Linked DNA regions of Mus musculus: all the other regions are linked to region 3. A link is a loop called in an ENCODE intact Hi-C map of the cell type or tissue named here. Cell type or tissue: left cerebral cortex. All regions are shown on one strand. Each heading gives the region's core, and the rest is flanking DNA. Links, peaks and the distances in the headings are about the cores only.

Region 1 (10,788 bases), core at 3,089-8,088, 300 kb after region 3:
GTATTTCTTACCAAGGAATGATCTTCATTTTCCACTCATTCCTTAAGAGGCTATAGAATTTCTGTCAGTTTAGAATAAAAGTTACAAACCAAGATAATATAGACCATAGAGAAGACACAGAAAACAACACCCGACTTTAAACCTTGCATAATAAAACACGCTGACAAAATTGAGGATTGTTAATGGTAATGGTTTCAAACATCTGTTCAATGTCCCCACTTACTCCAGGTCAGTTGGCAGACTCCTGCACCGACGAGAAATATACAGCAAATTAAATGAGACCTACGATGTAAGAGTAATACATGCCATATCCTATCTCTCCTCTCTGACTTCTCACCAATCCTCTATGTAGTTGCACTTGTATAATTAGAGAATATTTACATCAACCATCCTCAACACAGAACCTTAAGCTGCCAATTAAAATGGAAGTTGCCATTATTGATTTGATTTATGCTTTCCTATTTTGCTTTTTTAAACCTGATGCTAATTGAGTCAGTTCTTCTAGAATATTCCATGGCAGGATAAATCTGGTCGTTAGCAGATAGCAGCCCCTCCTTGTAGTTCTCTATCTTATACTTTCCCTTCCAATGTACTTAAGTCATATGGTATAAGACAGCAAATGAAGTTGAAGAAAGAGGCAATTATCCGTAATAAGGAGGTCTATTAGACCTTTTCCCAACATGAGGACTGCACTTTTCTCGTGTCTCTTCCCACCCCTTTAATTATCTCCCTTTTTCTCCCTCTTTGCCAATTAGTCTATAAAAGCCAAGACATCTGTTACCCAAAAGACATCTGTTACCCACATCTACCAAAGGATGTGCACATTCCTTATCAAACAGAAAGTAAATTTTCACCCATTTTTACACATGATGACTAGCATACCCTGTTGACCAAAGTGTAAAAATTATTAAGCTACAAAGTGTGTGTGTGTGTGTGTGTGTGTGTGTGTTGTGTGTCTTTAGATCCTATGTCATTAAAAAGACAATTTTTTGACAAATAATTTGGGATAGTCCTTTCAGTATATCAGCTTTATCTTACCTGTTTCCTACATCTTGAAACCATGTGCTGAACTATGTAGTGACCACCTCGAACATCTGACTCCATACTCATGCCTCTTTCCCCAATAATTAGTTTACTTTGTCCACTAGCTCCACTTTTATCCCAGGCTATCAAGACCGATTTTCTTTTTTAATTGAGAGTGTGTTTTAGATGTGACCTGCTCATCGTTTGTAGGCTTCTAAAATAACAGGGGGAATAGTCCAAGCTCATCAAAGAGCTGAAAGTGCACAGGAAAGACACAAGGCAAGTGGCAGTAGAGAATCTGAACAGAATTTCCCTGTTGTCCTTTCCTGCCTCCCTTTTAGAATGATCTTACTATGTCACTACACTGCCCAGGCTACTACTGGATTTAGGGAATTCTCCTGCCTCAGCCTCCCAAGGGCTTGGACTATAGGTACATACAACCATATCTGGCTTTGCCTTCCTTACTGGTAAGGAGAAAACAAGACTTAAAAAGAAAACAGTGTTAAAGAAATATGGCCAACAGAAACGCATCGCTTTGACCTAAAGGGCTTTTAATACAAACTCGTCACAGAGAAACTCTATTTGTTGGGCTATCTGTGAGAAAATGTTCTTTTGTTCAATGTGGCAGTTATACCTCTAACTCAGGAAGCCATGCCCTGCTTGCTCAGAAGCAGTGCAATACCTGCCAAGAGGGAGCCCATCTGGGAAGTCTGATTTAACTTCTAGCCATGAGGCTCAGGAAGAGCACAACGCACTGACCATTTGGAGTTCCTCAGTGGAAACATGGTATTTAATAAAATGTGATTAACTGCTAGGACTCAGGCCTTAGTCAAATTTCTTAGTCTCTTCCAGACCCCAAACAGAGGTCCTGGTTTCTGTTGCTCTGAGCTTGCATCATTATCTCGGTGTAAGGGCCTTAGCAATTCTTATCTGTCATGGAGAGGAAGATAGCACTGATGTTGAAACATATGTGCACCCAAAGAAGGCAAGGTTGATCCTCTCAAATCACACTAATGTTTCAGGTAGTGTGAGAGCCCTGCTATTTCAGTATCCATTCAAACTTCTCTGGTCGATGTTAAAGACCATCTACCTAATAAAAGAGTAACATCAAATGAGAAGACATTGTTCTTTCCATTCTCTTCAAGTTTTAAGGAAATAAAGGGGGAAGGATGGAAACCTGAAGGTGTTGCAGGCTCTGTGAGTGGTATTAGATATTCAGAGACAGATGCTTAATCCTTTAATCATACATAGTATACCCACTGTCATAGATCACACACTCAAGACCAAAGGCAGCTTGTGCGTTCCACACCCAATCATCTGAGGACTCCAGATTCTCTCATGCAGAAAGAAAAATGTTTCCGAATAATGTTTCAAAATATAATGTGTAAGTAAGGCCAAAGTGTGTTGTTTACTTATAGCCTCAAAATTGTCACAAGGCATAGAAAAGATAATTATGGTGACATGAGATCATAACGCAATTTAAAAACCAGAGAGTTCTCATTTGCATGTTTTTGCTTATCAGCATAGATTCTTTTCAAGGATCTGTCTCAAAAAGATTAGAGTATTAGCCTCATAGACCCTACAATATGCCACATACAGAAGTCAGCAATTAGGGGGTATTTCCTAGTTAGCCAATATGTGACAAAACTTTTTGTGTAGATCCTATTAAAATATCCCTTAAAATAAGTGAATACAAAATAGAAATGTTAGATGGGAAGATGGCAGTCAACTCCTTCAGATCATTGAAAGTAAGACACCAATGGGTAACAGGCTGGGTAGCCAGGGTGGGACCAGTGTGGTGATTGCAAAGTGCGGAATTATCTAAATACGTTTCCCCTTAGAGAGGGCACAAACTTTCTTGAGTCTCTTGACCAAGTCTCGATTTAGTAGTAGTCTTGTACAACAGGAAGTACCCAATCTGGAGTATCTCGTCAGAAAGCCACACACATTCTCATCAGGAGACACTGTTCCTCTGACACACTCTTAGGGTAGCAATTACTCTCCCTCCATCCTTTAAAATGTACTGTCCACTGCTCAGGACACAAGCAATGCTCAGTTGTCTCCAGTCATGTCTACAATAAAGTAAGTCAACAGTGCTAGAGGTCCACAGGCTGAAAGTCTGAGCTCTTGATGCCTTTTTAACCTTAGGTTCAGATCTCTAGTCTCCTTTGTATGTCTCATAAAGTGACTCCTCCCACCCTCACCCGAAGCACCTCTCCCCTTCCTTCTAATTCTTCAGGCCTCAGCTCAGATGTCTCCACCTGGGTAAAATCTCCCAAAATCCCCCTGATCAGGAATCTGTTCCTTGCTTTTCTCGGTTCTTCCCACAAATCTATAATTAGTTCATTTGTTGTATTTGTTCCAGAATAATGAAAATGTTACAAAGCATAATGCCTTCTCCATTTCTGTCCAAGCACATTCCCAACACCTACAGCAGAGTCTCACTGTATGATACCGGTGTGCTAGAAGTGTGCTGAACTATATGGGGTGGGCTGGACTATGGGGTGGGCTGGAATACAGAGGTGGGCTGAACTACAGAGGTGGGCTAGACTACAGAGCTGGCCTGGACTCAGAGGTGGGCTGGACTACAGGGATGGGCTGGACTACAATTTGTAGAAAACTGAAAACTACATATGCATTCAGAGCTAAAAATCATACAACCTATAGTTATTTTTGTCACCACGTGTTTTCTTCCAGTCTTACACATGAGTTGTTCATATGTGAATCTATTAACACAACTTAGTGCTGCTCATACATTCATTTCTTCCGTTGACGGCACGATCACAACATTGTCTTTGTTATGATCATCTAATGGAACGCATAGAGCTGTCATCACTGAACATGGAAGTAGACAGCATTTTCTTATTTTTAGGCATTTTGATTGTTTTCAGTTTTTTGCAAATAAATAACCCTGCACTGAGCGTTTGCTAGGCAGGCATCACAGACTGCGGTTGCAACATTAGACATTCTTGATAGCTATTGTGAAAGGACTTTCCAGTGAAAGTTTCCACTGGTATTGTATGAAAGCACCACAGGACGAGCGTCAGCGTTTGGTTCCCTGCAATCTAAATAAGGTGACACGTGACAGTTGTAGCTTATACTAATCCTCACTTCCAAGTTAAAGGAGTTAAACCTGTTTTGTTTTCCAAATATTTATTTGGTTTCCTGTTGGGTAAGATTTTGGTTGATTGTGCTCATCTCCTGTGAATCTTAATTTTTTTTTCTAACTTGTGAAAGCATTTGCAAAGATGGAAGCCCTCATCATTTCCCCACTTCATAGGCCTGCTTTCTGTTAACCCTGTCCTCCTCCTCCTCCTCCTCCTCCTCCTTCTCTTCATCCTCCTCCTCCTTCTTCTTCTTCTCCTTCTCCTCCTTCTTCTTCCTCCTCCTTCTCCTCCTCCTCCTCTTCCTCCTCTTTTTGCTTGTTTGGTTGCCTGGTTGTTTCCTGCTGTGCAAGGGGTAGAAGCCCAAGAATTCTAACATGAGTAGTTGGCTTTTTGGTTTTATGATTCTCTCCTTGTCAAAAACAAATCCAGCAATATGCATGCTATTGAAATGAAAGTAAATTACCCATAATCCTCACATTTCCAAAATGACTACTGTTATTAGCGGTCTCCAAATCTCTCTATATCAAATTCATACTTACATACATGTAAACTCATGTTTTACTTGAAATTTCTCCCTTCTCTTAAATCTTGGCAAATCTTCTCTCATTCGAAGTGATTTTTAAAATTATTTTTTGCTATAGCCCAAGCCCTGGGTTAAGAAAGAGAATGGGGGAGGTCGGAGGTTAATAGCATGCCTTAAAGGACGTTTGCCCACTAGGTGTAAGGGCTGGTGTGTTACAACAAGCATGCTTGAATACAGGCTGTTGAAACACTGAGGTGGGGCACTGCTTCAACCTGCTAGGGCTGGGGACAAGAAATTCAAGGCAATTGGACGGGGACCCGGAAAACCTTCTTTTCAGTCAGCTCTGCCATTGTCAGACAGCCAGGAAAACCACAGCAGCCGGGGAAACCGCGGCAACCCTCGCCCACCAGACGGGCATGGAGTGTCTCGCCTGCCCCCTCCCTGTCAGCGGCTTCTGTCACTCCCACTCTCCAGCTGGAAGAGACTCCCAGCTTGCCGCCCACCCCATCGCCACCTCCGGTGTCCCAGTCACCAGCCTCCACGGGGGGCCCTAGGGCCTGTGCCACGGGGAATGTTCAATCCTTTCCCCTGGCTTGCAAAGAGAGGCTCCGAGCCTCCTGGACGCGAGTCGCCTAGGGCCATGTAGGGCACTGCAGAACACCTCTTTGTCCCCACCTCGCAAACTTCAGGCTTGCTTTCTTTGTCTCCTACCTCAGAGCCCAGCCAAGGGGAACTGACTGCAGGGATGGGATGATTTCGGGGGCATCTGGGTACCACCTAGTGGCTGCAAAGGCAGTATGCAGGCCACTGGGCCACTTTTTACACCTTGGTGGCCTCTATTCAGATCACGAACAATAAAATGTCATATCCCAGATTCCCCTTTGTTGAAACCTTAGAATCCCACCACTGCAGTGTGAGCTGCATGTACTCTGGAAAACTGCTTCTCCTCAGTTATGTCCCCAACCAGGTAAGGTGGGACATGTATCTCAGAAATAAGGATGTTCTAAGTCCAAGATCAAGGGATTGCCTTTGGAAAATTTCAAATGCCAATACTAGCTATCCTTTAAAAATGTTAAATTTATTTCAATTTCCTATTTTCAAATACAAGTTGATGAAACAAAATTTCCCAGTAAAGGCTCTGTCAGAAGTAGGGTACAAATCCTGGTTTTTGGTCAGCCTAACCTTTTTGTTGCTTTACCAGGAGCAGAAATAATTTACTCATATATGCTTTAATTGATGATAAATTGTTGTTTACAAGTATACCAATATACAATTTTAATATTTTTCCATGGAAAATAATCAGTAATTAATGTCCTCTCTAGCAGAATGCAGTTTCAAGCAAGAGTATGTACTATTGCATGGGAGAGTGAACGCAGCATTTCAGGAGCCCTGTGCCAGCCATGACAGGTAAAAGCCAAATTAGATGTAAGGTTATAAGCCTAGCTTTAGTCACATAGTCTTTTAAGATGATGTCTCAATCAGTCACTCTGAGAAGGTATTCTTAGATGATCATGAATGTTCCCTTTCAGGTCTATGGTAGTTTGAATAGGGATGGCCCCATAGACTCACATGTTTGAAAGCTTGGCCCACAAGGTGTAGCACTAATCACATGTGTGGCCTTGTTGGGGGAAGTGTGTCACTATGGAAATGGGCTGTGAGGTCTTATACATGCCTAGGTCTGCCCAGTGTCCTTCTGCTGCCTTCAGATCAGATGTAGAGATATTGGCTCCTCAAGTACCACATCTGCCTGTCATGGTGGGAACACGATAATGATAATGAACTTAACCTCTGAAACTGTAAGCCAGACCCAATTTTATCATTTTTTTTATAGAGTTGCCATGGTCATGGTATCTCTTCACAGTAATGGAAACCCTAACTAAGATAAGGTCTAAGATTCTGCAACTATAAGAGATGAATGTGTCATGCAATGGTATCTGGTATTGCCATACCATGAGAGCAGTATCTGTGTGTGAGAATATACTCAGAGAATCAAGGACATCCCATGTTGGAACCACAGGTTAGGAAGAATTATGTTTCCAGAGAGTTTACCCTGACCAGGCTGAACTTAATCATCAGAATTCATCATTTGGAGGTCTCTGAAGTCATAAAGGTCACCACCTGATACTTAATCCAGTGAAGTGTAGAGAACCCAAGAACCCAATGGGAGAGGACCCCAAGAGTGTGGATGCACTGAGAAGAGGAGTGTGTGACATATGCTGTGGGCTTGAGAAAGCTGGCATCCACTCCTAAGTTAACAATAAAGACAGTAAGAAGACGAATGAATGCCTGTCTTGCTTCAAAGAAGAAATTAACATTGTAAAGGAGAGGCAGATGATCAATTGGTAGTTCATCGTTAAATTCCAGGGCTGGAGGAAGTAGTCCTCAAGAGTTCTCAGGGGCTCACTTCCTGAAATGGTCACCCTAGGAATGTGATGGAGACATCACAATTCACATGTACACTCCCTGCAATGATCAAGAAGAGATGAGTAGAGAAATAACAGGGAGCTCTCTGAAGGAAGAAGTGGATCTAGGCAAAGAATGACAAGGGAGGTGTCTTAGTTGGGGTTTTACTGCTGTGAACAGACACCCTGACCAAGGCAACTCTTATAAAGGACAACATGTAACTGGGTCTGGCTTACAGGTTCAGAGGTCAGTCCATTATCATCACACTTCCTCCAACAAGGCTACACCTACTCCAAGTCCACACTTCCAAATAGTGCCATTCCTTGGGCTAAGCATATTCAAACCATCACAGGAGGAGTTAAAACGGGAAGAGTAGGGCAAGTAATTAGAGAAGTGTGTGTGTGTGTGTGTGTGTGTGTGTGTGTGTGTGTGTGTGTGTATGTATGTGTACTGATCCCATGTCTCTTTCAAATATTGACCCCAATGCTCATAGATCTAGCCTGGATACTCACAAGAATTTATATAATGCAAAAAGAAAGGGTATCAGCTCCTGGCCCTATCTGCAATGAAGATGGGTAGGAGTGGGAGCTGATGAGTGGGAGGTAAACTTCTTAAATCCGTAATTAAAAAAAAATACTTCTAAAAATATAATTCTCAGACTTCTAGGGATGATCACAGACACTTTAGGAGATGAAGTTACATGGTTTCTCCTGGATTCTCTGTCTATCAACATATCACTCAACATAATAACTGCCCTTGCCTAGAGATACACAGGCAAGAGAACAGAGAAAAAATGGAACTCTGCGAATGCTCAGGCTCTGTCTCAGCCAGAGAAAGTGGAACAGCTTGCCCTACATTGTTCTGCCTCTTTGGTATAAATGAACGTAACACAAAACTAATCATTAGAAAACTAACAAACAAATGAAAAACCCTGTCTTCCTGTCTGTGTTGAGTCCAACTTAGTCAGAATTTCACCAGGTTTAATACTAAGGACAGTGTGCCTTGAAAAACTTTCTGCCCATGATTGAAATCCTGAGCCCCTCTTAGACCAGTCCTGTGGCCTAAATAGGTACTGCTCCTCTCTAAATTGGTCTTCCACACTGCTGATAAGGAGGGAATTTATCCCACAGGGTTGTTTTGAAGATTAAATGATATAGACAATACATTTCATGTGTCTCAAAAAATTAAAACTACAACTTTAATCTCCACCATTACAGATAGTGGATTCCCAGCTCTTTGGTCATGACCCAAGCCTCACTTCTTAACATACAACTTTCAGAGTTCTGGAAAATCTTTCTAGTTTTGATTAACTCTTGCTTTTAGAGCCATAGTACCATAAATTAAATAAAACCAGTGGTTCAAAAACAACAGAAACGCTGCAAAACAGTAACACCGGATTATGATCAGAGGGTAGAAATATCTGGAAAACTGACTCTCATACTCAATATTATACTAAAATTTCTCCTTCTCAATTAGCTGGCTTCTTTTTTAGATTTTACGAACATTTCCACAGAATAATGAACAAAGTATATGAACAAAAATGAAATAAAAAACCTGCCAATCCCATTAATATTCAAGGAAGAAAGCAAATTCAAAGATGTAATCTTGATGTCAAACTAAAAATGATTTTATAAATTATAATAACTATAAATTGGTGGGAACTTAAGGCTCAGAGATCATTGCAGAGGGAGAGGCAAAAAGATTGCAGAAGACAAAGGAACAGGAAGTTTGCTCTAAGAGTTTGTCTTCCTAGAAATGGTAAAGTAGCTACACCCATAATGTCTCACCAACACAGCTGCCAAAACAAAGTCTGAACAATAACAAGACCAATAGACAAGCTAACACGGAGCAGGGAAGTCTCAGGAGTACCCCATCCTAGATGAAGAACTACTGGAAACAAGGGATGATACTGGGAACAGGAGAAATATTCTTCCCCAGTGAAGAGCATGCCAATTGGTTATCCAATACCAAATGGTGATCCCTGAAAACAATGCATACAAGTAACATTTTACAGGCACAGAAAGTTATATTTATATATTTGGGGAGATATAGATAGATAGATAGATAGATAGATAGATAGATAGATAGATCAATAGATAGATAGTAGAAAAAGATGATATAGATACAGATAGAAATAGATGATATACAGATAGAGATAAGTATAGAGATAGATGATATATACAGAGATATATATATAGATGTGTGTATATGTATGTGTACATGTATATGTATGTAAACATGTATGTGTATGTATAAACAACAGCTAAGAAAGCAGGCCATGAATTTGAAAGAGACCAAGGTAGGCAGTACATGGGAGGAGCTGGTGAGAGAAGAGGGGCTAATGCTATTATATTATAACCTTAAAAAAAATAAAATACATATATTTAAATCAGGGGAAGGTGATGGATAAAATATAATCTCCACATCCAGTTCAATTAGGTAAACTGTATAGTCCTAAAATATTGGTTAATTTTGAGATTGTATGTAGAACTCTCCTTTGAGACAAAATGATCAGTTTATTTGGAGTTTCTTGTCATTTATAAGACTAAAACATGGAAACAGGTGAAGTATTCCCAAGTCAAAATATTTAAGAAGATTTTGAAATGTAAATATTGCAAAAGATCTTCCTTTTTAGTAGTATGTAATTATCGCGGAACTTGCCAACTATAAATGTTTAAAGAGCAGAATCATCAAACAAATGTGCTGACACAGAGACTATGAGGAAATACCTCAAAAGCATGGTGCTCCCTGAGGGTGTGAAACTGAAGGGGACCTCCAACACACTCCTCTAACTCTCCATGCTGGACGCATATCAATACTGTAGTCGGACATTAAGATGATTATGTTAAAGTCATCTCTTGATCTGCCAAAGTAGTTTGCTCACATGGAGGAGCTGAAGATGCCATGGGGGTGCCTTCCTTCAGCCGTGTTGAAGGTCTTTTATAATAGCCTTGATAGCAGTCTGGGTGAACACGCACAGGCCCTGCTGCCATGCTGTCTCACCCCACAGTCCCAGAACTGAAATTGGTACTCCAAAATCAGACTAGCATACTGAATGCAAGGCTGTCCATGACCTATCCAGATAGACGCTCAGTCCCAAGTTCTCTCTTTCTCTACGCCAACTTCTCTAATAATGCAGGCACAAACCAAATGCCAGCATAGCCTGAGAGGTCATCCTCCTGTTGTGGCAATTGTCTTGGAGAGGATTAGGACAGACCTGGTCACTTTCCTGACTATGGAAGATAATCAAGAAAATGCTGACGGCCTGCTGTATGCATGATAATATAGTGAACGAGAGGACCAGTAACCTGACTCAGCAAAATGAGACTTGTTAAAGGCATTCCTGAGATTGCAGATACAAGCAAAAATCTCCGTTAAGTAAGCCTCACGGTAGAGTTAATGGGGCAAGGGAACTCATGAACTCCCAAGTGTTCCCTCCCCTGTCAAACTGAATGCTTTCATTTCTAAAGGGATACACAAGCAACACTACAGTCACAAAGAGCTTTGCCTATGTATGTATAGTCTGCTCTCTCCTTTGACCATGTAAGGTGCCTCTGCATTGCAGTCTTCTTTCCTAAGGGCACATGCTACTCTATGCTAATTAATTAAACGTACTGTAATATATCCAAGATTGATTTTGCGGTTTTTTTTCCTACTTTGTATCATTTTACAGAGTGAAGACGATACATGCAAGAAAGTAGTATATGCAGAAAGTATTTACTTAATTAATAC
Region 2 (10,788 bases), core at 3,194-8,193, 440 kb after region 3:
CAAAGCCTTTTGAAACTATGGAAACCCTCTCATTGCCATAGCAGGATTGTAGTAGGCACCTCGAATATTTCTTAAGCATTGCTAAGCTTTAGTGATAAGATGATGAAAATTCATCTATACTTTGTGAGTCCCAGAAGTAAGGCGAGGAGCTTTCAAATTAAAATGTATGCTGAATCCCTCTGTAAATCTGGTCTTTAAAAATGATGCCTAGTTTGAGGAAATGTGCATCTAATTACGCGTCCCTGGGAGCTGTGAATCTCTAGGAAAGAATCCAAAGACCTTTCTTAGTTTGATTCCAGTAATAAATATTCAGGAAGGGTGGGGCAAGCAGAACCACCCAAGGAGCCTTGAAGTGAACAACGGAGCAGAGCAGGGCTTTGCTTCAATACATCCACAGATACAGGAGGAGAAAGGTCCTGCTGTGGATTTCCTTTTCATATGCAGGCAATTCATAACCTATGTGCAGATTTAAACAAACAAACAAAAATACCTGTCAAAAAATTAAGTAGTCTATACATGCTGAGGGTTACTATGTTGTTTTCCAGAAGAGACTCCACACACCTCAGATTTGGCAAATGGGAGAGAGAAAGGGCCGGCCCTTATCTCTATGGAGACCAGCTGGTGAAAGCTCACCTGGTACTCACCTAAGATATTTTCATGCCTCAACATCACAGTGTTGTACAATTCCGTCTCCCTGAACCATGACTTCTCGTCTCGGGAGGAGAAGATCTTCACAGCGACATTTTCGCCTTGCCAGCTGCCCCTCCATACTTCTCCATACCGGCCCTTCCCTGTGGACAGCAAAACAGATGATATATGTAAGAAATGGGTTGGCTTTCCTTTTCCTCTCAAACACAGTGAACCCGACAGTGTCCTTATATTTGAACCTCCTGCTCTTCTCTTCTGACTAACCAATTATGTCAGACTGTGAAGCCAAGCTCCCACCCATGGCATAGAACAAAGTCACCACCTGTATCAAAAATAAAATATGGAGGCCATTTGGCACATGAGTTCACTAGCTGGATTTGGGTTCTGGTAGATCCTTTTTGAAAAGAAACTGCCATGCCAATAACTTTGCATTGGTTCTGTGTTTCTTTGTGTGACACTGAATTTATTCTTTGTTGTATAGAAGGGTAAAGACAGGACACACAGCCTGACCAAGAAACTCCTAGTAGTAAACAAAGCCTGATGCCCCAAACTCTTCATTATTTGCTAGACAAACTCAGTCTAGAACTGCAAATACTTCACCTATAAAGATGTACAAAAATAAGGTAAAACCTATCTTTCCCTACCAGTTGAATCATGGCAGGAATCTGCCTTCCAGTCAGTACAGTACCTGATAACTAACTTCACATTTATATTTAAGTTGCTTTCCTGAGGGTGTCTGACTTGTGCCCCAGACTAACTATGCAGGCAGCTCAACCTGTTTGTAGATGACAGTGGAAAGTCACAATGTCAAAAGGCTAGAAACTTTTGGCATCTAGTTTTTCAAAACACATGAAAGGTAGTACAATTTAGCACATACTACTGATCACTAAATTTCAATGTAGCATCAAAAGCCCAAGGGGTAGGGGTATATATCTAAATAACTAGATGGTTTCTCTGGTTCCCCCCCTTTCCACTGGACCCTGAGAAGCATTTCTCAGCCCAAATGCCTGAATATATTTAAGCTCCTCTTGCCCCACAGAGGGGCAGTTTGACATCCTGGAGATTAATGACAGTCCCCAGTGCTGGTAGAAGGTTGTGAACCACCACCTCCAAGGGGTTTCTTGGAGAAAGATATATTTCAAAAGCAGAGTTTCAAAGTCATAGACATAATTCCAGAAGAGCTCTAACTTCTGACACTGGTCAGGGTGTTGGTTTAGATGTGCCCCAGTGATGTCACACTCAGACTACACTAAAATAAAGAGCCTTTGGCAGTTAGAAAGACAGTACCAGCAAGCAAATGAGCTTGCCAAGTGTGATCCTGGGTTCGGACTCTAGAATCTATATAAAAGTGAAAATAGAGAACTGACTCCACAAAGCACAGTCACATATGTGCGCCATAAACATACACACACAAAACTGGTAGATAAAACATTTCTTAAGTCACCCGAGGGCTGAAGAAATGGCTCAGGGGTTAAGAGTCTTGGAGGCTCTTCCGGACGACCCAGATTTGATTCCAAGAACCCACGCAGCACACACCCTTCTATTATTACATCAGTACCAGGGAATGCAATGCCCTCTTCTTACCTCCTCAAACACGAGGCATACTTGGGATACCCAGACATACATGCAGGCAAAACCCCTATACACTTAATATAATTCAGGATTTCATTTTAGTAACTTGAAGAGCATAGTTTACAAAATAGGGTAACTTCAGCTGGGATCTGACCTGTCTGATTCATGCCCCTCCCCCCACCTCTATGTAGTAGCCACATGCTTATCAAGGGCATGTCCCCCTTCCAGTCATCTCTTTAATTATAGGTAGAGATGATCAAAGAGATAGGGAAGAGGATGTCATTATCTCAAAACCAGTGGGGGTCAACATGAGGTGTAGTCGGCTTGGATGACAGGCGTGCAGCGGGAACCGAAACTACAGTGCAATGAGGCTTTCTGCCCAGGCATGTGGTGACTGCACCATCACGGGGCTGTAATAGGCAGCTGTGGTGCCACCTGCCTGCACACAAGTACAATCTTCTGCTGGAAAACTAAGCCAATAAGACCCTACACAGAGAAAGAAAGCAGGTGTGCCAGAGTGACATACCTGAAACTGTCACAAAAGCTCCAAGGGCAGGGGATGCGACTTGTCGATAGAGTGCCTGCCTCACAGGTGTGAGGCACTGGGTACCATCCAGCTCCAGAGGTGGCAGCACGGATATCCAGCAAACTGAGCTTCCATGACAAGAACTGATAACCCTATCCAATAGCAATGACTAATATAAAGGGATGCTAAGAGAGGCCAGAGTTCCTTGTGAGCTACTGTCAATAATCACACAAAGTCTACTTGGTTTACAAGTCATTTTAATCAAGTCGTAGGAGTGGCTCAACCTTTCTGTTCAAGATGAGGACTAACTGCCTGAAGATGCCACCAAGCCAGAAGCTACAAAAGCAGGAAATAAATGCTAAGCTTTTCCTGCCTTTGTTCCATCTTGCAACTTTTTGATTTTCTCTGGGGAGTCACTGTTTCACTGAGAAGGCAAGAAAAACATCCCAAAGAATTGTGGATACAAAGTTGTTTGTTGTTGTAAATCTTTTTTTTTTTTTTAAGTTAAGAAAAGAAAATATACGACATGGTAGGTGGATTAAATCAGAACAGAAATCTATTTTAATGGCTGTCAAATGCTTTTTGCTAATGTAATCTTATGTCAAAGCCACTAAAAGAGTGGTACAGTTCCCCAAAAGTCCCTGGCCAGAAAGTCCCACAAAGAGGATGCATAGGGCTGGAAGGGTTGACATGGTCAGATCCCCACGTTCTTGAACTAAAGTGATCATCTATCCATCTTTTCCCGCCAAGCTACACCTTGGACACAAAAACAAAAAACTTCTGAACAGGCTCTCCACCCACCAGGCTCTAATGTCAACCCCCAAAATGCAATAGTTAAATTTACAGTGGTGAAAAATGTTGAAGAGCATCTATCGAGTGCGACACTGTAGACAGTTCAGAGGAGCAAGACTCTGGAGCCAGTCTCTGAGGTATGTGGGACTATCTGTGAGTGATGGGTTGTTGGGGCAAGAAGACAGGAGCAGCAGGTGCATGGCCCCTCTGCTGCCTGCCATCACTACCCAGGTATCCTTGTTCATACACAAACAGGATGCCAGTTAGACGTCAAGACAACCATTCTGGTTGTGGGTGCTGAGTGCCTCTGTTTTGTTGTTGTTGTTTTGTTTGTTTTGTTTCTCCATCTCTTTCTAGTCTTAGTCAGTTGTGGTGGAGCTGCAGAGAATGGGAAATAGGAACAGTAGGTGCAGACCTGGGGAAAAGGTACCACAGCTCCTTTGCTGGCCCCTGTGTGTCACAGGCAAGCCGTGCTGCCCACTGCAGATCTTACTACTAGATTTGACACTGTTCCTCCTTCATATGGCAGAAAGCGCAGGGACCAGTTCATAATGGTCAGCTGCTTCCTGTTGTTTTTAAAACAAAATCCCAAACATTTGGTATCCCGAATGAAGACTCCAAAGCCAGATGCTGTGGTGAAAGCCTGCTAGCTCCGAAAGGCAGAGAAAGCACCCGGCTGACCTTCCTAGTTCACCATGTCCCAGATGAAAAAAGGCTCTTTCTCCTCCATGATATAGTTAGATACCCCTCAACTCAAAGACCCGCCTTTCTCTTTCCTGGGTTTTCCTATGTTCACTCCCTGTCAACTGGTTGCTTGCCCTGCCTCTTGACCTGTGGCTGACTTTATAATTCCATTCGAAGAAAGCTCTTTGGATTAAAGGTGTGTGCTAGGGCTGAGCCACACCACCACAGGGTTTTTCTGATTCACAATGTGATCAAATAGCCTGCGACAGCGTCCGCCAAACAGACTGTCAGAAGGCAGGAGCTGCTATAGCCACCCAAAAAGCCTGCTCACCAGAAGGGGTGAGACAATACAAGGCATTCCTACACACCATCTCAATGAGAAGCTGACAAAACCCGTCATGCTACCTGCAAATATCTACACTCCACATACAAATAGTGAAACTGAGGATTGTATTTAAAATAAAGTGTGATCGCTTCTCGGCCTTTTGGCTAAGATCAAGTGTAAAATAAAGTGTGTCCTTCATGTGTGGGGGGAATGGGAAGGGGAGGGCAGCTACGTATATATACGTGACGCTAATACTGGGTGTTTGGCTCAGTCACTTACTTAATTGAGACAGGTTTCAGACTAAACCTAAGGCTCACAGATAAACCTAGACTGCTTGGCCAGCAAACTCCACAGATCTTGCCCTTTCTGCATCCCCAGCACTGAGACTATAGGCACATACATACATGCCACTGTGCAAGCTTTTCTACATAGGCACTGGGGATCAAAATCCAGTCTTCATGCTTGTGCAACAAGCACTTATTATCTGAGCCATCCCCTCAGCCCTGAAAATCAGGACTTTAAAACTCTATTTGGCCATAGGGATGTATACTTATAATAACCCCCAGTACTCAAGAGAGAGAGGAGAGAGCATCAAAAGACGATTCTCGGCTAGATACCGAGTTTTGGGTCTGCCTGGGCCAGAAGAGACCCTGTCTCAAAAGCTAGAAGAGCATTCTGTACCAGCCTCATGGAATTCATGAAGCCGCCACCGCCGTCACCATCATCATTTTATTATTCTTAAATCATGCCTGACCCAAAAATTCACAATTCCTGGAATTCATTCTGCCAATTCAGAAGACCAAAGAATGTGTGCCAAATCCTTTTCACGCATCTCTGCTAACCTGCTAGCCGAACTGACCGTTGCACCGCTTTTTAAAGTACTTCTGATAATTCCCAACACCAGACGAGGTGTGTGCATTCTGAACAATGAAGGAAGGTGGGCCTCTGAGGTGGTTCAATGGGTGAAGCGCTTGCCGCAAAGCCTGATGATATGAGTTCAACCCCCAGAGCCCATATAAAGGTACGGTGTGAGAACCAACTCTACAGCACTGTCCTCCAAAGTCCACGTGTGCTGTGGCGTGCACACACCCACACACATACGTCATATACCCACATGCAGCAACAGCAGATTTTTTTCTTTTTTTTAGAAATTTTAACGGATAAAGGAGTACAATTTTTTTCACAATTAATATGCTGACCTACACTATGTCATAGGGAGAAAAATGAAAGGCTATCAAAATGTATATAGGTCTTCGTACTAAGCACTTAATTAAAAAAAAAACATAGTAAGGTTCACTCGAGTTCTTAAATGTATATTTTCATAAGCTCTTGTGTCTAATTGATACACAGTAACTTGACATACTCACTCTTCCTGTTAGAGGAAGGAGACGCTAAGAATCCTGGGGAAGACGCAGCAACTGACCTTACTATCCAGAAGCCCATTTCCTTCAGATCAGTCAGCCCCTGTTCAACGCAGCCTCGTGGATTCACGCTAGGCATTGTCTGTTCTAGTCAGGGATGACTCTCTTACCACAACTTCAGCAAGCTCTCAACCGTGAGTCACACAGAACAGAGACCCCCATGGCTGTCTCACACCCCCTGAAGTGGAATAACCACATGGTTGCTTGGCACCTCCTGCATTTAATGAGGAAGCAATAATAAGCAACAAGAAGCAGACTTTTCCAAGCCCTGGCTGACTTCGAGAATCACAACCAACATTGCCTGCTGCCCAAAAGGAAGGGAAACATAGAATTACCGACACACTCCAACAGGGTTATCTGGCGAGCCACCGTTCTCTGTACCAGGAAAGGAAGACCGGAGCCACTTCCTGATGTACACGAGTGATCTAGTAGTTCCTGTGATGTAAAACAAGGAGAAAAAGAAATCACTGAGCAACAGTGCCCGCTTCAGCGTCCTGCAATACATGCTGTGGGAACCCACAGGATTTCCAGCAACTCTGGACATGTGACCCATTCAAATGCCTGAAAATCTCCTTTGAAAGGACTAGTTATATGTCTTGGGAAACTTAGAAGCGAAACCTACAGCAGGTTTTCCTGATGGATAAGTCATTCTTTCTTAAGCTCTATAGAGTTTTCTAATCAAATATGCAAGGAAGGAAACAGAGCTAAGCTAACGCGCACATTAGAAAGGCTACGGGGCTGTGCGTGAGGAGTCAGTAGGAAGAATGGGGGTGGGGGATACTTGAGCACCAAGAGCTGGGCATTGTCTACTATTATCTATTCTGCTATGTCCACTAAATGTCTATCAAGTGATCTACTTCGGTTGCCTTACAAACTAAAGGTGTCTAATTGGAAGCAAGCAAATTAGGACTATGAAGAGCCAAGTGTAATATCTGTAATGAAAAGATTCTAATAATATGTGGGTCATTAAATTGGTACTTATAGGTGTGTGCGTGGGTGTTTCTGTGGATGAAGATTCTCATTTTTTTCAGGTAATATATGAACAAGCAGGTCACTAAATTAACACCTACTTATCATTTTTCCATATGAACTGCAAATTAGAAAGGAAACAGGAAAAAAAATATATATATATTTCACTTAAAACATAACACCAGAGTCGCACATTGATTTCCCAAATGAGCATACTGGCAAAAGGCTGCCAGTTAGTTCATTCATGAAGTTTTCTTTCACACTCTCAGCAAAGGCCCAGCGGCAGGACCCGGCCTGGACTATCTCTAAGGCACAGACAGCCTTATAGCCATGGTGATGGTGGAAAGATTAACCCAGCCCAAAGTTCTTCCTTTCCCAACACATAAACTGGCCCATTAAAGCAACACATAGATTTCTGTGAATTTCATCTTCTCTCCTTTCTGTGGAGCAAGACCGTGAGATACTGTGGATCAGTAAGATTACCAAAAGCTAAACACTCAACATAAGAAATTCAGAACCCCTAAAAGTCACAAAAGGATAATCAAGAAGAAAAAAAATGTGATGAAATAGGCTTCGTGTCTCCCCAACAATTCCCTCTTGCCCTGCTTGGTGACTCTATTCGTTCAATTATTTTTGAGGGAAAAAAAAAAAAAAAACCCTCTGCACATTGAGCTGTTGCTTTTCCATGAGGCATAGTTTTGGTTCTAATTAAGTGTGCAGATTTGGGAGATGGGGCATCAGGCAATCAAGCAAAGACTAATAAAGACCTACCTACCTCAAGTTCTGAAGGCCCAGCCGTGGGCGAGCTTCAGCAAGGTTACTCTTTGTCAGCTCACATAAATGAACATATTGTTTAAATAAGCAAATAAGGACATCTCGTTATTCCTTACTGTGTCATTATATGGTGACACTCTGTCAGCTGCGTGGCTGGGCTGTGTTGAGAAGACTGTTATGGCGCAGGCTTTCATTCCCATTTCAAAATCCTAAAAGCTATTCAAACAGTAATTTACACTAGATATTCCAATTACTGCCCTTGGTAATTAGACATGCTAGCAGCTCGGAGAAACACAGTTCTGACTAATCTACATTAGCATCTTGCTTTGCCTGTCGGGAATCATCGTCATGTCTTTCTGCTACAAAAATCTCATAAACCCCACCTCCTTTCCCCTACACCTTAAACCAGACTTCTGGACAAACATTTCATGGAAACAAGGTACACCCTTTCTCCCAGTTCCACCACATCACAACTCAAATTGGTATGCAAAACGATGTACACAGGCTAACTTGTTCCTCTTTCATTCAAACAGAACCCTGATGGGACAGGAATCAGGGCAAGACAGTTCCCAGCCTGGATCCAGCATTATTAACGTACTGACACCTGACTACAGGGGGTACCTATGGCTGCCCAGGTCTAGCATGTGAGCCAAAGATGACCACTGCTTAGCGTACATCTTTTCCAGAAAAGCAACAAAAGGCAGTTGTAGAGGAAGCCTAGCTACAGAATTCCCAGGCACTTACGGACTTGTCAGGTAGTGAAGCCAGCCTGCGGGCATGACGATCTGGGATGAGGAGGGAGCAAAGCATTAAACAGCTCTGAATCACATTACAAAGATAACTTGATTGACTTGCGACTAGCTAGATTGTGACAAGGAAAGAGCTGATTTGGTTGTGTTGTTCGCACCTAACACCCACAGAGCTTTGTCTTTTGCAGAGAAACCATGTAGTATCCATGGAGAAGGCTGTTACTTTATTCTTCTGCACTCTATAGTAGGCTGCTTATGGTGAGTGACCTACTTCCCCGAGTTAACTAAAAGTTTAGAAGAGTAACTAAAGGAACACTTACAGTATCGTGCTATAGCTTTAAAATGCAGGAGTAATTTTAAATTTTTATTGCACATATTTGTTTGCTTATTTGTTGGGGGTAGGGGGAAAGCCTTGCCACGGTACATATTTGGAAGTCAGAGGACAGCTTGTGGGAGTTGGTTTTCTCCTCCTACCCTATCAGTCCTGGGGATTAAATTTAGGTCATTAGGCTCAGCAGTGAGCATCTTTACCCTCGGAGCCGCCTCACGGGCCAGGAAGAAATTTCCAAATGTATAAATAATAGCATCTTCTATGCTGAGGAAGTAAACTCGGGGGGGGGGGGGGGGGGTTCCTAGCACCAGGTAACTGACTTTGAAAACTTATCAAATATATCAACAATTTTATTGTATGTTGAAATGATAAAAGGTATAAACGGTTTGCTTTTCCCCCTATTTACTTGTTAAGCTGGCTACTCAAGCATTTTAAACTCTGTATGTGCTATGCCCAGTTGTACTAGAGGACCCTGGTTCAACCAGCCGACTACTCGCCACAAGGGGGCAGTACTGGAGCATCAAAATCTTAATGGCTACTTCTGGAGATGTCAAGTCTCTAAATTATGGCGGATGCACATAATCTAAAGGGAAAAGGATTTCTTAATAATAATGAAAAGATGCTTCCTTTAAAAAAAATGTTTGTTGTTACAAATAGAGTAACTGAAGACCACCACGTCAAGTTCTTTGAATCTCTGGTCCACCAACTATTCTTTGTCCCTTTTCCTCACATTCTCCAAAGAAAAGTCACCACCAAGGATCTACTAAAATCTCCTAGCCCCATCCCTTAAGTGCCTGTCTGAAACGGATGTCCTTGGCTTTTAGCCCAGTGACTAGTCACCATACATGTCTGCATAGTCATTGTTGGCTTTGCACATTCAAAACAAGAAAGTGTCCACCTCCATCTCGTTATTCGTAGGCCTCCCTCTGGGGTCACAAACTCACCGCTAGAGTGCTGTCTCCCACATTGGTGGTGATGAGCCCTTCAATGGTACCATACTCCACGTCTCTGGGGTTCAGGCGCTCTTGATTGCGTCTCTTAAACTTCCTGAGAGCAACTCCAAGGATGCAAGCTAAAAGACATACTGCAAACACCACCGAGAGGATGATAAGGCCAACTTCCAGGTGGAAATTCTGTGTTCCGGGGAAGGACTTCCCTGGAGAATGGGAAGAAAAGAGTAAGTAGGCGTGGAGACCACAGTTTTCTTTGTTATTTACCAATATCTTAGGTAATGGCTCCTGATCCCGACCAAACCATCTCACGTATCAAAACAATTCACAACTAAAATACTTCCTAACATTTAGACAATGGCCCAGACACTCATTTAAGTGATCAATTAAATAGAACTGGGGTTTAGAAAGGATTCCACCAAGAATCAACTGTATTTTAATGCATGAATGCTTAAGAGCTTCTTAAATATAAGAGACACATAATCCTTGATGTTAACGCTTATGAACGTGGACTTCAGATGCAAAGATGCTTTTCAACGAGCCCTGATGAACAGCCTCTATACTGTAATATCCCAGTGAGAAAGCGCTGATCTCCTCCCTAAGCTTGACCTGTCTCAGAGTTCCCTGCAGCCATCCACTCTCTACTTAAAGGTTCCTTTATATTGTTTCTTTAACTCCCCAAGTCCTGAGAATCAGGCCGGTGCTCTATAGTGCATACCATCTGTATAATTATTCGTAAAAGTGATTTAATAAGTGACAGATATTGTGGCCTCTCAAATAGGACATTCCTTCCAGGAAATGTCTTCTGTGAAAACACTGGGTGTTGGGAGAGTGAAAGGGCTCAGAGGGTCTCAGGAGTTGCTGCAAAGCCTGACAGCCTGAGTTTGATCCCTGGAACCCACACAATAAGAGAACCAATTCCTACAAGTTGTCCTCTGACATGCTCAACACACATGTGCAAATGCAGGGCCATGTGTGCCTGCGCTTTCGCACACACAAACACAACCAAGTCAACACATAAGTAAAGGTGTTGCGTAGTGTGCAGCA
Region 3 (10,788 bases), core at 2,918-7,917:
GTTGGAAACAGATAAGACCACCGGGTAGAACAGAGGCACTTCATGGCATGACTTGCTCAAACATGGTTAGACATGGTAAGACATGCTAACTGAGCAGCCAGGTCCTGGAGTGGACAGTAAAAACAATAATAAGAATGAAGGGAACTTCAAATGAAGAAGTGTCTCTCAGACTTGCCTGTGGGCATGTCCGTACAGCATTTTATTTTATTTTATTTTTTTAGTAATGATTAATGTGGGAGGACCCATCCCACTGTGGATGGTGCGACCCTTGGGCACCAGTCCAAGTTGTATAGGAAAGCAAGCTGAGCAGACCTTCACTTCCATCAATAGTGGGTGGTGATTGCATCATTTAAATCAAATCAACCGTTTTCTTCCCAAGATGCTTTAGTCATGGTTTATTACAGCAACAGAGAAGCAAGCTTGTCACTAGCTTGTCAGTTGTTTCTAACCATGAGTCGTGCTTATTCTACAGAATCTCTACCTCTGAACGCTCTCCGTATTATTACAAAAATGAACCTCTAAGAACCAAGAACTCAGTGCAAAAAGAACACCCATGTTTACAGTCATGCCTCTTGAATAATCCCTAACACCTTTAATGATGAAGAATATGCACTTGCCATATTGTACTGAATTTTCCAATGATTTCTTTTCGACTCTACAGGTGATGTGCTGACATTCCTAGACTCTCATGTGGAGTGTAATGTGGGCTGGCTGGAACCTCTACTGGAAAGAGTTTATTTAAATAGAAAGAAAGTGGCCTGTCCAGTAATTGAAGTCATAAATGACAAGGACATGAGGTAACACTACCATACCTTGACACCAGAGAGTAACAGAGAGTGATGGTTCTCACATGTGCGATGTTAGAACCTAAGAAGCATGACCTACTTACCCAAAGAAGTGAAAAGATATGATCAATATCTTGGGTTCACAAGCTATCAATTCAGTACGCCAATACACCAATATTTATCTGCTAGTAACCCCAACTGCTAATTATCATATTCATCCCCTTTGCTGGTCAGTTGAACTCCCAAATATTTATTTTTCTCAAGTTTCTAGTCATACCCATATAGACTTTACAGGAAGTCTATATGTTCTTCTAAGTTGTTTCTTCTTCTAAAATGGCCATTATAGACTGAGAAATGAATTTAAGTTGAAAGAATTGATCTTACCAGCCAACCACCCGTGTGAATCATATCTATAAACTTCCCAGAAGTGATGATGCAGAATCATATGTGTCATCAACTGTCCCCAACCTAAACTTGTCACAAAGCTGTGTTAGTGAAGTCAACAGAGACACAAATAATCTTGAAAATTGCATTTGCACATTTCATTTGTTTGTTTTTTTTTCTGAATTAGTTACATGACAGTGGACAACTTCCAAAGAGGTGTCTTCACCTGGCCCATGAACTTTGGCTGGAAAACAATCCCTCCAGATGTTGTTGCAAAAAATGGAATTAAAGAAACAGATATAATAAGGTAGGTATGTGAAACTGAAGAGTAGACAACTGTCCTAAGTCCTTCTGTAAAGACAGAAAATAAGTTTTAAAAATTATACTCTATTGTTCTGAAAATCAGCAAGAATTATAGTAGTCAATTAGGCATGATGGCACACACCTATGATCTCATCACTAGGAGTCAGAAGCAGGAGAGTGGCAAGTTTAAGGATAGTCTAGGCTACAGTAGTGAGATACTGTCTCAAAAAATACCAATAACAAAATTATAGCTCTATTCAAGACTTTATCAAAGCAAGCAAAGTTTCCTGAGAATATAGTTTGCTACCTGACCCTCAAATTCAATTTGAAATGTATCCAATTTCACCTTGACCCAGAGAAATCCATAAAAAAACCCCAGGGGTTGAATCCATTAAAAACCCTAGAGATTGAATCATATAATTGTGAAATAAGAATCATAGTTCCACCCATGTCTTTTTCAACCCTAATCAGACTTAATTCCCATGAACCAGAAGCACTTCCCTAAGCCAAACTTCTGGCTCCATCCCAAGACTTCCCTGTACCTATCCAGAAATACCTCCAAACTCCCACATAGCCACATAGAGGACCCACTCTAGAAGCTAAGTTGCCATCGGATAAAGGTTTAACACAATTGTTTCTTGTTGTAGGTGCCCAGTCATGGCAGGTGGATTATTTTCCATTGACAAAAGTTACTTTTATGAACTTGGAACATATGACCCTGGTCTTGATGTTTGGGGAGGAGAAAATATGGAGCTATCATTCAAGGTATCCACTACTAATTGTTTATTATTATTATTATTACTTTAAAGTTTACCATTCTAGTGTCAGGGGAGATGACTCAGTTGCTAAAGAGATTGGCACACAAGCGTGATGATCTGAGTTCAGATCTCATGTAGAAAGCCAAGCAGTGATCATAAGGTATCTACAGTTCCTCTTGCTGAATCAGTGCGTTACCCATCCAGTAGGACAAACTGTTCAAAACTTAAAGTGGAGAGAGATTGAGGAAGATATCTTCTGTTACCTGTACACTCCACATACGTGTAAACACAAGCATCACCACATATGGAAGCACACACAAAGGCGTTTATGATTCTTAATTGGCTTCACTTTACCAATCCAATCATATATGTGACTGCCACTGAGAAGGAACTTCACCGTGGTACAGGTCCTATGGATCAAGTTTCATTTCCCAGACTTATCTTGGAAGAATCAACCACTATTGTAAATTTACTGGAATTAATATTTCACAGCAGTGTTTCTATGTCTAATCATGTGGGAATTACTTTCTTTTTTCTGCATAAAAGCTATGGGATTTCTACTTAATAGAAATTACTCTGGGATTCATCTGTGACATACAGTGGCTCTCTTGGAATAGCTCTCTAATACACTGGAGGCAGTGAAAATATCTGCAATGAGTAATCTTGATTAATACAAATGAGAAAGAATCCCTCCAGTGCGGGCCACTAGCAAACCAAATCTGTGCTACAGCATCTTTGGAGGCTGTGTATGCAATGACTTACATCATCATTGGCTCGTGTCCAGGAAAACCTTAGCAAGAACAATAGAACTCTACCAGAAGCTTCCATATGGGACTGGGAATTCTCTCTTCAAATGGGTTTAACTTTGGATGTCTTGACCAAGAACTTTTGAATTGGTTACCGTGAGCCTACAAGTCTCCCAAGGAAGGGGAAGGTGAACCGATAGATATCCATAACTGTTGGCGTTTAGTCTAGGCTCTGCCCCACAGTTACCTGGCAACAGCCAGGTGTGCCTGGCTCACTATAAAAGGGGCTACTTGCCCCCTCCTCTTTCTCTTTCTCTTGCTCTCTTCTCCTCTTGTTCCTGTCCCCCCCCTTTCCCCATTCCCCTACCCCCTCTCTCTCCATGTGCTCATGGTCAGCCTCTGCTCTTCTCCTTTCTTTCTCTCTCTGCCTTTCTCTCAACTCCACTCCCCATGCCCTGAAAAACTCTATTCTATTCTATATCTCCATGTGACTGGTACCTCAGAGGGAAGGGATGCCTCAGCATGGGCCCGCAGAGGCCACCCCTTTCCCCCCCCCACACACATATTACAGAGCCTCCACCAAACTCTGGTCTCTCTTTTTATAAAATACAATAACCATTTCCTGATTCAATCCAAACAAGAGCACATATTGGAGTTCTATAAAAAGTTCTTTAGAAAAGAGATAAAGAGAAATTTGCATAGATGATTAGGAAAGGGAAATAGTCTGTTTCATGGACCAGAAAGCAGTCTACCATATACAAAATTAAATAAGCCTGCTGGATTTTTTTCTTTCTTTTGTGAAAATGCTTTTCTAAGTTGCAAGTCCTACTTAGCAGGCTGAGAGAGTGTCTCCACAGAGTTCCATAGCATTGTTAGTGGCCTGTGATTTGTGAGCCAACACTTGATAATCGGTACTTTTAACTGACTCATTCCCAGGTCTGGATGTGTGGTGGTGAAATTGAGATCATCCCCTGTTCCAGAGTGGGCCACATATTCAGAAACGACAATCCATATTCCTTCCCCAAAGACCGTATGAAGACAGTGGAACGGAACCTGGTGCGGGTTGCTGAGGTTTGGCTTGATGACTACAGGGAACTCTTCTATGGCCATGGGGATCACCTCATAGACCAAGGGCTGGATGTGGGCAACCTTACCCAGCAAAGGGAGTTGCGGAAGAAGCTGAAATGCAAAAGTTTCAAGTGGTACTTGGACAATGTCTTTCCTGACTTGAAGGCGCCCGTTGTGAGAGCTAGTGGTGTGGTAAGTTAACAAGGCCGTTTGCTAAAACAACAGAAACTCCTTTAAGCATGCTTAGAAAAGAATGACTCTAAGCAGAAGGCACAGATGACACTAAAAGAGAGTACAGATAGATGAGAGTTGTTAGAGGTATATCTGAAGAAATCTATCATATGTCATGATGACTGATAACTAAATATCACATACCTATACTGCACATAAGAGACCAGGAAGTATGTCAGGATGTAGGCTTCATATCCTTTGGAATTTGACACTGAATAGAGAACAAGAATAATAAGAAAACAAAGTATGGACACAGAATTCAATGACTCTTATGAAGGAATGGGCCAGAGATGCTGATGCCTTATAAATGCATGCTGTCAAGAAATCCTGTCAGAAGATTAGAAGCCAGGTCTGTGACAAAATGTCCAACCAGCTCCGAGAAAGCAAGGTGTGGAGATACAACTCCTACACAACTCAGGACAGGTTGTGGCAATCAAGATATGGCGAGGTGGATGTGACTGTCAGGGGATAAATGGTGAAACCTAGGTAGAGAAGTGAGAGTCAGTTCATGTAGAGTCTTGTGGGTAATTTTCTTTCCATATTTCCTTCCTTCTTCAACGGGGTTGAATACAAGCTTCAAGTACAGGGGAAATACAGGCTTTAATTGGGTTCTAAAAAACTTTTGTAGAGAGGTTGAAAATAATAAAAATAGTCAAGGCACTAAAGGAAGTTTCACAAAGGGTGAACTGAGGTAAAGAATTTGAATGGGGCACAGTGCAAAGGGAAACTCGGAGAAGCTGAGACCCTGGGGCAAAGAAAGCCTGGAGTCCACCCACGAGTGCAGTTTCCTGTGATGGCATGTGACAAGCCAGTCCTCCACTTGAGCTCATGTTTATGTTTGTGGATTAGTCTCTTAGTTTACTTTTTTATGTTTTCACTCATTGCCCCACCTCCATGTTCAGGAAGATCTCTAACTTGCCTGTCAGTAGAACACTGGCAGAGGGCTCTTCCTAGGAAATAAAGGTATAAACCAGCCCCTCTCCCAGCCTGTCAATCTCCTAATAACAAAGACTTGATAAAAAAAAAATGATGCTGTTGTCCCTACTATAGAAATCCAGAGGGAGTAGTAAAAACAGGAGAGCATTCTGAATATTTGTTCTGATTTTATATAATTTAACCAATAAATACATGTAACCTGGCTTATTTATAACAAAGTGTTGTACAGCAGGATTTGGGGAAGGTCAAAGTAGACATCAGCTACTTTCGATAACTATGTAGGAAGGACTGATTGGCCTTAGCCACATCAAACACGTCACTTGCATCTTTACATTCCATCCTCCAAACAAGCATGGCCACGAAAAGGCTCAATAAATTTCTCCAGAGAATCTGAACTTAACTTAATCTGCATTACTTAACGTTAGCCACAAGAGGGTGCAATCAAACTATCTTTGGATTCCTTTGTAAGTTGCCACTGGTCTTTGAAAAGCTCTCCTCCTCAACAAAAAAATCAGATGCCTGCGGATGCCTGCGCCCTCATGTATGAAAATGCTGTGTATACATTTCGCCAGATATCACCAGGCTCTTCTTTTTTTTTGTATTTCTGTTCTCTTTTCTGCCTCAAGCACACAAATATTAATGAAGAGATACCATTTACTTTCTTCTAACAATCGTGTTATTACCATTTTAAAATTTTGAGGTTTTTTTTTTTCCAATGAATACCGAATACCAATCACAAAAAAGTTGCAAAAAAATTAAAATCTGTTTGTTTCTTGACCCACGTTTTTCCAAACGTTCAGCCTGTACACCTTGAATTTTATGCCCAATCAATGTTATTTTTTTTGTAATTTTTCATAAAGTCAATAATATTTTAAATCAATAAACAGCTCATCATCACTGTTTTTTTATTACAGTAAGTTGTAAGCAAACAGCCTAATCCTAAAGTTCAACAATTACATAAATAAGTGTCAGAAATCTCCACCTTTGACATTGGGAAAATGAAACCATTCAACACAGAAAGTATAAAATCTACTCAGTGCTTTATTATTATTTTTTTTTAACTTGAAATAGTTTGCATTGAAGGATCAGGGAGGAGATATTTTTCCCTCAGCCTCCAGTGTCTTCCAAGGCCTGCAGGAAGGAACAGTTTGAAATCAAAGCAAAACAATAGCAACAACAAAACTATATAATCTAAGCCTCTCCAAAGCATAACCTGGGTAATGCTAGCTGTGCGGTCAGGAGTCAAGTAGATCTGGGAAAGGAAACAGTTCCCTGAGCTGGAACCTTGTGTTCTGGAAGAATCTGAGAAGTCCTAGGATGGGCAACTTGCTTAGCTGTGATGGAGCCAGAGTTTTCCAAACTTATTTATGATAGGATTTCTGAATGAGCCATGAGGACATGAAACTTAGAACAATTAGGGTTTTAATTTTCTTCTTTGAACTGCAGAATTGTTCTATGCCTTGTGCTCCCTGAACTTGGAGTGCCATTGCTTGATCCTTCACGCTGCCCCCTGCTCAGACCTACTGATGGTGAATGTGCGTGTATTTGTCATTTCAAACTGTGAATGGAACATTTTGAAGATTTTGTTTTTAATGGAGATCTGTCCTCCTAGAAACACTTTGTGTTCCCCTGTGTCAGACACTATAGAAATGTCAACCATTAAAACTGCCAATGTTTGTTTATATTCCTTGAAGGTTGGTGAGGGTTCCTAGCCCTAGCAGGTAGATCACATTTTTATTTCAAAGCCAAAGGTCAATGTGAGGTTTCAGATTCCTAGAGAGAATCTAGCTTCCATATTTTCTCCCTGTGCTAGTAGATCAAGCTTTTTTCCTAAAACCCACTGGCAGACGGTGGTCTTTGTGTGGAAACAGCTCAGTCCCAGCTCTGACTTGCTCATCACCTCACACACCCCACATGCCCACACCCATTCCCATATGTTTCTGTGGGAACAGTCTTCCTACTTACCAACATTGCAGTAGTCCTTCTCTCGGCCTTCTCTCTGCATTTCTGACCTCACAAACAACTCCCTACTTACCCTTCAAGCTAAGCTATGCATTTGCAAGTGCAAACCAACCCACTAGACACCCCACTATAAAAATCTAATGATGTTGCAGCCAACATGGCCTCTATTACTGCAGCACCCCAGAAAGGACACAGATATGCTCACTATCTCCCAAGCTTCTCCGCCTTTCATGGAATACATATAATTCCTCCTCTATACCTCCGGTAAATTGAAAAACCTAAATTGCATCATTAACCTACCATCTTGTTAGTGCTGCCCAGCGCGTCAAAGGAATCAACCTTGTCTGCATTAAATGGCAACCGAGAGAAAGCTCCCTCCATATTTGACCCTGTAAATCCATTAAAAACTCCAGTCTGCCAGAAAGGGCCCTCATGTTTGGCTCTGTTTTAGCTTTCGTGACTTTCCTGTAATGAGTCGTAGCTTGACTGAGTCATTAGAAAGAGTCTGCCAGGGAATGAGCTGGAATCTGCTGTTCTCTGAAGGACTCAATTTATCTATGATCCAGTACCTAAGTGATCAGATAATTTGGAGGGGTCAGCCAAGGAACACAGCCTCTAAGTCTTGGCTTGAAATGGAAGGTGTGGACATGGACTATTAAAATATGCATTGAGATCAATTCAAACCCTCCCTTCCCAAATCCTTACTGTCTACTCCAACTTTTGCTCACTTCCATTTAGCATTCCAGCAAAGAGTTAATGACTAGCTAATGTCCATTGCCACTGTGACTGAATCACAGGTTTAAACTGACGGCTGTGCTGTGACAGAGTGACATTGTGTCTCTTTTAGAGAAGTGACCAAGAAAATCATATAGTGCAGACTTTTGCCAATCTATCAATCATCTTTTCACCTTATGATCTTCTACATTGTATTGTCTAAATGTGTCTGAATGTTTCGTTGTACATTAAGATATGTCAGTCCTTAATGCTCATTTTGTATTTTGCTTCGTAGCTTATTAATATGGCCTTGGGCAAGTGCGTTTCCATTGAAAATATCACAGTCACCCTCGAGGACTGCGATGGGAGCAGCCAGGTAGGCTCAGCCTGGATTCTCTGTCTCTTTGCAGCAGCCATGAATAGTGATTAAGCATGCTTGTTGCTCACATGACAACTGACCTCCATCAAGGAGAAATCCATAGATTTCTCAATGCCAGTGGAATCAATAGTCTGGTATAAGGAAGTGCCACACAACAGAGAAGCAGTAACAGAAAAAGTTGTTACTGTATTCCTTGCTCTGTGATGGATTTATTCTTGGCTTTTATCCATGCAAGACTAGCTCAACATATACAAAGTCTTAAACTTTTTTTGTAAGAGGCAATGAAGATAGTGCCTATCTGAAATGAATTGGCTACTCACAGGGACTGATAAGCACTTTCGAATGGTGGGTACTCTGTAGATGTTGGCAAAAATAAAGTGATAAAGACAAAAATGTCCAAAATACAGCTGGTAAAATGGCTCAGTGGGTAAAGGGGCTTGCTATAGAATGTGAGATCAATCCTTGAGACCCACATGAATATATACCAAAAGAATCAATTCCACACTACTCTTCTGACCTCCACAAACCAGCTGTGACATGTGTGCCTATGTGTCACATATGTACACGCATACATACAACTAGAATAATAAATTTAAAAGTTTATCAACAGATAATATAGAAACCATGCTTCTGAGCCGACATCCTGAGGAGTCAGCTTTATTTTCTGATTCCATTCCTCTCCCCAAATTTTCTCCTTCTTCTGAATTTTAAAGGAAACATCCCATAAAGTATGATCCTTGATTAAAAAATAATCTTCTGATAAAATAACCACAAAAATCAGAGCACAGTGAATGGAAGAGGGTGTGGGGCCAAGAAAAACAGAGAAAGACTACTCCTGCTGTGCTGAAGGCAAGCGCCAAGTGATTACCCTGCTCTCTCCAGCACCTGTATCCCAGTGGAGAATGGTATCTGATTTGGATGCTAAATCAGATTCCTGGGAACACTGATTCATGTGTACAAACCAGATTGCAGATCATAGTGTGGTAGACAGATCCTTTCCCAGTGATGCCCTTGGCTTGCTGAATTATTTCTTTGTCCTGATTTCATCATTGTGGCTTATATTTTCAAGCACATCCCATCGCTACATCTTATTTCCAAATTGCCCTTAGAATAGAAGGCATGTCTGTCAGTGTAAATCTTCTGTGGGTCATAAACCTGAAGCCAAGGAAACATTTTCATAATTAGGAAAGAGAGAAGATGATAAGTTTAAAGAATAAACTCAAAGAAGTAATTTTTACTTATTAGCAATTCACAGTGGAGAAAGTCATAAATTATAGAAAAACCAACTACAGAATTAGTCTAAACTTTATTAAAATATTCAATAATTTACTCCTTTAAAATGATCACCGTAGGAACTTAGCATACCTGTAAAATCAGTATTTCACTGAAAACCCAACTTCTGTTCCTGAATACCAATGAGTTGGGAAGGGGGACCAAAGTATGAATAATAGAGCCACCTCCTACCAGAAAACTCCATCACACTTTGACCCTCTTGAACCTTTTGAGCTTCTCTTGCCAGTGGCTTGTTTGAGTAATAAAAAGGACAGGAATGTAGAGGAATTTAGTTTGATTTGGGTCAGAATTGATAAGGTTTAATACTGGATTTGTGTTCATCTAAAATAACTCAAAAAAGATGAAATACTTAGCTTCACCCTCAACTCCTGTCCCTTACTTTAACTTCGAGTCTTCTTAGACTTTTACTTTTAAACTCTTTCTACGGTAATGTTCAGCTTATCTTAGTAACTATATAACCTCCTAGTCTGTTGCCATGCTTCTCAGACACTAATACCCACACAAATCACCTTGGGAGTTTGTTAAGTGAGATTGACTTACAGGGTCCATAATGGGGCTGAGTTCCAGCATTTCTCACTAGCGTCTGAGTGAGAAGATTCAGGGACTATTCTTTGAATGGCAAGACTTGCTACCTTTTCTTTAATATAGCCTTATAGTCTAAATTAAGCATTAACCTGAAGCCAGTCATAGTGACCCAGGCCTACAATTCCAGTTGTTAGAAAGATTGAGTCAAGAAAATAATGACTTTAGGGCTTTCTCAGACTACATAACAAATGCAAGGCTATTGTGGCTTACATGGTAAGCTTTGTTTCAGAATAAATTGTACAAAAAAGCATAGGACATGTAGCACAGTGATAGGACATTTGCCTCTCATGTGTAAAGTCCTTGGTTCAATGTTTAATACCGCAGATAAAAGATCCTCCAGCTACATTAGAGATGATTCATAGAGGAAAAGCATTGCAATGCTTTTTCTGTCCTGGACTTCCCTGCCTCCCTCCATGGCAAATTTCACAAGGACCAGAGCTTTAGGATAAATGAATCAACCAACCTTAAATTATTTTCAAATCACTGTCAAATTATTTTTAAGGATTGAAAACACGATTGAATTACCTGAAGTGATACTTATTTCAGACCCTGTCAACTCCTCCAGTCTGAACTTACCCTAGGAGCTGATCCTATGAATTGGGAGACATTACATGGTAGCAAGGACACATTTCAATAACTTTCCA

Evidence for each region. Peaks named below come from ENCODE experiments on the same cell type or tissue, not always from the same donor. Only the 100,000 strongest peaks of a DNase experiment are listed, where the experiment ranks them.
Region 1: a loop joins it to region 3, with 2.0 times the contacts of the local background. A loop is called at or near these places in 6 of 42 quality-filtered maps.
Region 2: a loop joins it to region 3, with 4 times the contacts of the local background. A loop is called at or near these places in 6 of 42 quality-filtered maps.

The regions. Positions count from the first base shown.
Region 1 is chr2:58,319,420-58,330,207 of GRCm38, forward strand. All of the region lies in intron 1 of Acvr1c (activin A receptor, type IC), which reads right to left. Among named protein-coding and RNA genes, the nearest start is that of Acvr1c, 33 kb to the right of the region's middle. In left cerebral cortex, for the core only: a CTCF peak has its summit at 5,427 (motif pointing left); DNase peaks (open chromatin) are centred at 5,099 and 7,777; H3K4me3 peaks cover 389 bases; H3K27ac peaks cover 744 bases.
Region 2 is chr2:58,467,870-58,478,657 of GRCm38, forward strand. Acvr1 (activin A receptor, type 1) reads right to left here. Exons shown (of 12, transcript NM_007394.3): 6 at 9,736-9,947; 7 at 6,304-6,403; 8 at 645-791. Among named protein-coding and RNA genes, the nearest start is that of Acvr1, 94 kb to the right of the region's middle. In left cerebral cortex, for the core only: no CTCF peak of the experiment used is centred there; a DNase peak (open chromatin) is centred at 5,607.
Region 3 is chr2:58,023,925-58,034,712 of GRCm38, forward strand. Galnt5 (polypeptide N-acetylgalactosaminyltransferase 5) reads left to right here. Exons shown (of 10, transcript NM_172855.3): 4 at 662-797; 5 at 1,357-1,476; 6 at 2,120-2,237; 7 at 3,913-4,236; 8 at 8,183-8,263. Among named protein-coding and RNA genes, the nearest start is that of Gm33594, 21 kb to the left of the region's middle. In left cerebral cortex, for the core only: a CTCF peak has its summit at 5,635 (motif pointing right); DNase peaks (open chromatin) are centred at 3,004, 5,642, 7,189 and 7,611.